Linked DNA regions of Homo sapiens: region 2 is linked to region 1. A link is a contact called in ENCODE Hi-C or POLR2A ChIA-PET data. All regions are on one chromosome and are shown on one strand. The core of a region is the stretch at or near the end of the contact, and the rest is flanking DNA. Distances in the headings are between cores, read along the strand shown.

What was found. Hi-C counts contacts between places; a loop is a spot of excess contacts on that map. ChIA-PET counts read pairs that join two places held with the same protein, here RNA polymerase II (POLR2A). Pooled maps may share reads with other maps.
Region 2: a loop to region 1 is called in a pooled map, with 2.2 times the contacts of the local background. The contact joins two enhancer-like sites. A Hi-C loop is called at or near these places in 2 of 168 maps with a recorded cell type or tissue (GM13976 and PC-9), 2 of 37 single-sample maps with no recorded cell type and 7 of 50 pooled maps. POLR2A ChIA-PET finds 5 or more read pairs at or near these places in 4 of 52 experiments (BJ, CD4-positive, alpha-beta memory T cell, CD8-positive, alpha-beta memory T cell and 1 more).

What each region holds. Positions count from the first base shown.
Region 1 is chr13:30,156,333-30,159,049 of GRCh38, forward strand. The region is part of intron 1 of LINC00385 (long intergenic non-protein coding RNA 385); the gene reads left to right. Among named protein-coding and RNA genes, the nearest start is that of LINC00385, 3.9 kb to the left of the region's middle. Within about 2 kb of position 1,344, at least 3 of the 41 ENCODE cell types and tissues checked have a DNase peak (open chromatin) inside an H3K27ac peak, as active enhancers do.
Region 2 is chr13:30,333,827-30,336,526 of GRCh38, forward strand. All of the region lies in intron 1 of LOC124903145 (a long non-coding RNA gene), which reads left to right. Among named protein-coding and RNA genes, the nearest start is that of LINC00427, 15 kb to the left of the region's middle. Within about 2 kb of position 1,310, at least 2 of the 41 ENCODE cell types and tissues checked have a DNase peak (open chromatin) inside an H3K27ac peak, as active enhancers do.

The sequences.
Region 1 (2,717 bases), core at 94-2,593:
CTGCTATTAAAACACCGTCATAACTAGCTGGCCCATACCTGCCTCTGGAGCCTGGCTGTCACTACTTTCTGTCTGGGGTAGAGGACAATCTGGCGTGTCTTCTAGGCTCAGCATCAACACACATCATCCAGTGTATATTTTAGTACCGTCTTTACAGGCCTGACTCAGGGCAGGGGAAGTCGTCGGGAAAAACCACGCTCATGGCTCTGCCATTGTCTCTGTGTGTGGAGACATCAGCTACCCTCACTGGGCCTGAGATATTCATCTCTCCAATAAGCTTAGATCAGAAAGGCCATCTTGCAGCTTTTTAAAAAAAGAGTTGGACTCTTTTTTTAAATTAAAAAAAAGTTAAACATTTTAAACAATAAAATCTTATGTGTAACATCAATGTAAAAAGCAGATCAGGGTGAAACATACTGCTTATCCGGGGCTGGGCAGGGCCGAGCCCTCCTGTCCCCTTTCCCCCGCCCCACCCCGCATTGCTCCAAAGAACTTCCAGGGCCCAAGGAGCCCAATTCAAAACCCTCTGAATGAGGTGCTTGCTAAGAACATCCTGCAGCTCCCAGTGACTTCCCAAGAGAGCTTTCTCGGGGCTCCAGGTTTCTGCTTGGACTCCCTGAGGGCGTGCCTGGGAAACCCACTGCAGGGCCCCCAGTCCATGGTCCCAGAGGTGTGAAGGCATCTGCTTCACCTTCCATGCCGGCCTCCCAGGAGATGAGGAGGAATTCAGTCCCACGTTCGGGCAACCGTTGCTCAGCATTAGCAGCCGTCAGCAAGTTGACACTGGAGCTCCAGCCAAGTGGTATGACATGCCGCCCCTGCAGATGTGGTGCTCTGTACCTCTTAGACCCAGGAGCTGTCTGCATGTGACGTCCGATAAATGAGTGTTTCCTTTAACAAGTCTTAAGCCAGGCCCTGAAGCTAAGTCGCAGAGTGAGTATCTTCCTTGAGCCCGTCACCCCACAACATTCACAAATAAGAGCCCCTGCGGAGAAGCAGGCTATGTAGTCAGATAGACATAAGTCAGACCCCCCAGCCTGTGTTCTCACCTGTGAAATGAGAAAGATCACAACAGCGACACCCGAGCTGTTGTTTGGAGAAGATGAGAGAGTGTGCACAGCTCACACCATCCTCTGCACCGCAGCTAACACTGTTAGCACCATCACATGGGCCCCTCTGCAAAGAACTGCCCACCTCATGAGAAATCATATGCTGAACCAGACCCCCGGGCCAGTTCCCAAACTGGGTCTCACACCTATCTCTCTGTTTTGAATACCAGATATTCTAAATACAACATCATTGATATAATCTGAGATACTAGATGATGTTATCCGCCTGCCTGCAGAGGATTTACTTTTGCTTTTGGCAGGCATTTAGGCCAGGGGCAGATTGTCTTAAGCCAGACTGGATGAGCTGATTCAAAGCTGGTTTCGGTCTTTGTGAAGATGGGTCTATTTCTGGTTCAGCGTTTTGCCTGGGGATATCCCGTCCGCTGCCCCACCTGAAAGTCTGGAGTGCTTGCCTGGCCGCCTCCTGCACAGCAGGGCCTGAACACTGAGGTGTGTTTCCCCAGCCCTGTGAGACTGCCCAAAGTTCTACTCAGCTTCTCAGCCCCTCCACCGACACTCTGAATTGGCAAATGCTTCAGCAGGGAAAGTGGACCTGAATGTCCGGCACCCTCTCTGTGATCCCCTTCTCCTCTTGATTTTGGTTCCTCAAGTCCTCACTGCCCTGGGAGCACTCTGATACCCTCAGCAGAGTTTCGAAAATATTTTATGCAGTTTTCTAGTTGTTCTCAAGGGGAGGGTTAGTTGGAGAAGAACACTGTAGCCAACCATCTTGGAAGTGACTGTTCCTATTTTACTTTAATGCTCATTTAGGTATTTTAAAAATTATTCTGTTTTCCTGAAACAGAAAAAAAATTCAGAAAATTTTTTTCTGAAACAGAAAAAAATATTCTGTTTTCTTCATTTGGGCTGGCATAACAAAAATACCATAAATGAGGCAGCTTATAAACAACAAACATTTGTTTCCCACAGTTCCAGAGGCTGGGAAGTCCAAGATCAAGCCACTAGCAGTGTCTGGTGAGGGCCTCTTCCTCATAGATGACACCTTCCATGTGTCCTCACATGGTGGTATGCACTGGCTAGCTCTCTGCAGTCTCTTTTCTAAGGGTACTAGTCCCATTCATGAGGGCTCTGTCCTCATGACCTGATCACCTCTCAAAAGGCCCCATCTGCTGATACCATCACCTGGGGGGTTAGGATTTTGCATATGAATTGGGGTAGAGGCACAAACATTCAGACCTTAGTGCTATGCTTCATTGATTTAAGGATGGTCTCATTGGGATGTTGGGGGTAGAAAAGATCCATGTCTTCCATGCTAGTCTAGGAGTGCATTCTTCAGGAGGCAGAATGGCAGAATGGGAGGAGGGTCTCCAGTCATGGATGCTGGTGGCCCATTGTTATAAACCACAGGGCAGGGTCAATGAGGGCACATTGCCTGGTGGTTTCCTCCAGCTGAGTTCAGAAGGCATTTTTCCTCAGCAAGACCACAAACTAGTTTGATCAATAACTTTTCCTCCAAGTAGTACAGTTTGGAAATGAGGTAAGAGAGCCATCTCCTGGTAAGAAATATGGCAGTGTGTGAGGGAGGCCTGCAGCGACTCCGGCACTGTGTGGAGCCCTGTGGGTCCCTGGGAAGTCTGGGGTTTGGGA
Region 2 (2,700 bases), core at 60-2,559, 180 kb after region 1:
TCTGGTGACAGGCTCACACACTTGCATTTCATCAGTTCCATAGTAAATCCACCTCTGTCAGCCATGGGTATGGCTTGGTTAGCCCAGTGATTCTTCCTTTTTCAGCTTTTTCTTTTCTTTTTATTATGAACATTTCAAACATAACCAAAAGTTAGAGCGTTTAAGACAATGATCTTTTATGCGTCTGTCATCCAGCTTCCACAACCATGAGTCCTTGGCTAGCTAGTCTTAATTCATCTGTAATGAATTAACCAGCCATTCCCCTCCATCCATACTGTGTTATTTTAAAGCAAATCCCTAATATCATTTTATCTCTAAAATATTTCAGTATGCATCCTTAAAAGATAAGGACTCTTTCAAAAAACATATCACAATATCATTATGACACCTAAAAAAAAACATAATTTCTCAGTCAGGCCAGTGTTTAAAATATATATTAGATTGTCCAGGAGTGAATTGACTTGTAAACTGGACACTTTAGGAACTTATATTTGAAGAGGAGTGGAGATAGATAAGGTCAATGTCCGTTTTTAAATTTCTTTAATTGCCTCAAATATTTTTCTACAGTTTGTTCAGATCAGGAACCAAATAAAATATATATCACAACTGGTTGATATCTCTGTTAAACATCTTTTAATCTATGGGCTTGTCTTCCACATTTGTTAGATTCCTGGCAATGTATTTGTTGAGGAAACTGGGTCATTTTGTCCTGTAGGGTTTCCCACAGTCTGGTTCTTGCTAATTGCATTTCTGTGGTATCATTTAACATGTTCCTCTCCTTTATGTCCTGTAAATTGGTGGTTATATCTAGAAGCTTGATTGGATTCAGGGTTGATTTTTTGACAAATTCATCAAAGGTGTGTACTTCTATGAAGGCACAAGATAAATGGTTGCTTTTTTTTTTTTTTTCAGGTGAGTAGCCACTGCTGATCATTACTTTGACCCATTATTTCCCAATTTTTTTTTTTTTTAGATGTGAGTTCTGTCAGGCAGGGGCAGGGATTGCGTACATTGTAGGGTGCTCACCTGGCTGGCTCCCAAGGCACTGGACTGTCAGAGGATCAGGGGTAGGGACAGCATGGACAAAGGGGACAAGAAGCCAGACTTGTCCTAAATGAGTTCATAGCATGGTCGGAGACACAGGACGTAAACACGGGGAAATAACAAAGATATGTCATAAAGCCGTGCAAATAACTTAGGTAGCGATCCTTCTGGGAGCGCAGAGGACAAGAGAGCAATCCACTTGGGTAGTCGGGGAAGGACTTTAGCCCAGACACTGACTTTCTCCAACGAAACACAATATCGTGTCTGGATGCCCAGTTACCAGTTGGCGTCCACCCTGGGCTTCCTGTTGCAAAACATCCAATCGATTTCTCCTCCACTGTGCATGTTGGACCAAAGGCTGCACAGCCAAGATTCTGACTCCCTCCTGGTTACATGCCCCCTTGTGGTAAAACCACAAATTACAACAGATTTTCCAACCATGAAGATGGGGACAGCCATCAAACATTATCAGCAGGGTGGAGGTGTGGAAAGAAGAGCATCTGTAGCGGGTCCATTCTGTGTCCGGCACAGAGCTGGGCACATCTGTGTGTGTTAGCGCATTCTTACCTCCCAGAGCCCGGTAATCGACCAACATTTGTGGCCGATGCTACTAGGCACGGACCCAGTATCTGCATTCACCTTCTTCCTTTCTGACAAATCCCAATTTTGTTCACGGTGGCAAAGTGCCCCCTAATGCTTGTCTGATCAGACTGGTAGCTAAGATGCTGGCCAGGGGGTTCTAGCTGGAAGTTGGCTGGAGATTTCTGGGAATGGCTTTGCTTTCCTAGTATAGGAGCTTCCCCTTTTTCCCTTCCTGCCTGGAATGCAGAGTTAGGTGGGAGGTAGAGCAGCCATCGTGTGGCCACGAAGAGGCCAGTGTGAAGACAAAAGCTTCACTTCGAGAAAGCAGCAGGAAGAAAGAAGCAACCTGAGTCACAGATGTTCCCAGCACCCCCCAAAATGCCTACCTCTGGACTTCCTGAGAAGTGTGAGAAAAAGACCTTACTTGGGTCCACCACCGTAGTCAGCTTTCTATTATACACAGCATAAACAGAATCTGTCTGATCGTTATCATCATGGTAGTTCGACTGATGTACTAAGATATGGATGTTCAGGTCGCTTAAGAAACTCCCTCAACTGGCCGGGTGCGGGGCTCACGCCTGTAATCCCAGCATTTCAGGAGGTCGAGGCAGGTGGATCAACTGAGGTCAGGAGTTCGAGATCAGCCTGGCCAACATGGTGAACCGTCTCTACTAAAAATACAAAAAAGTAACCAGGCATGGTGGCATGCAACCGTAATCCCAGCTACTTGGCAGGCTGAGGCAGGAGAATCACTTGAGCCCAGGAGGCAGAGGCTGCAGTGAGTCAAGATCATGCCACTGCACTCCAGCCTGGGCAACAGAGTGAGACTCTGTCTCAAAAAAAAAAAAAAAAAAAAAATATATATATATATATATATAAAGAAATTTGTGTAAATATATATGTACGTGTGTGTGTGTGTGTGTGTGTGTGTATATATATATATATTTCCTCAAATTCACACCACCACAATAGGGCACAGCTGGGGCTCAACACCACTTCCCATCAGCTTCTTCACCACCACCCCTCCCCTGCCACCTGATGACAACATATATGCACCTTCTTCTGTTTCATGAT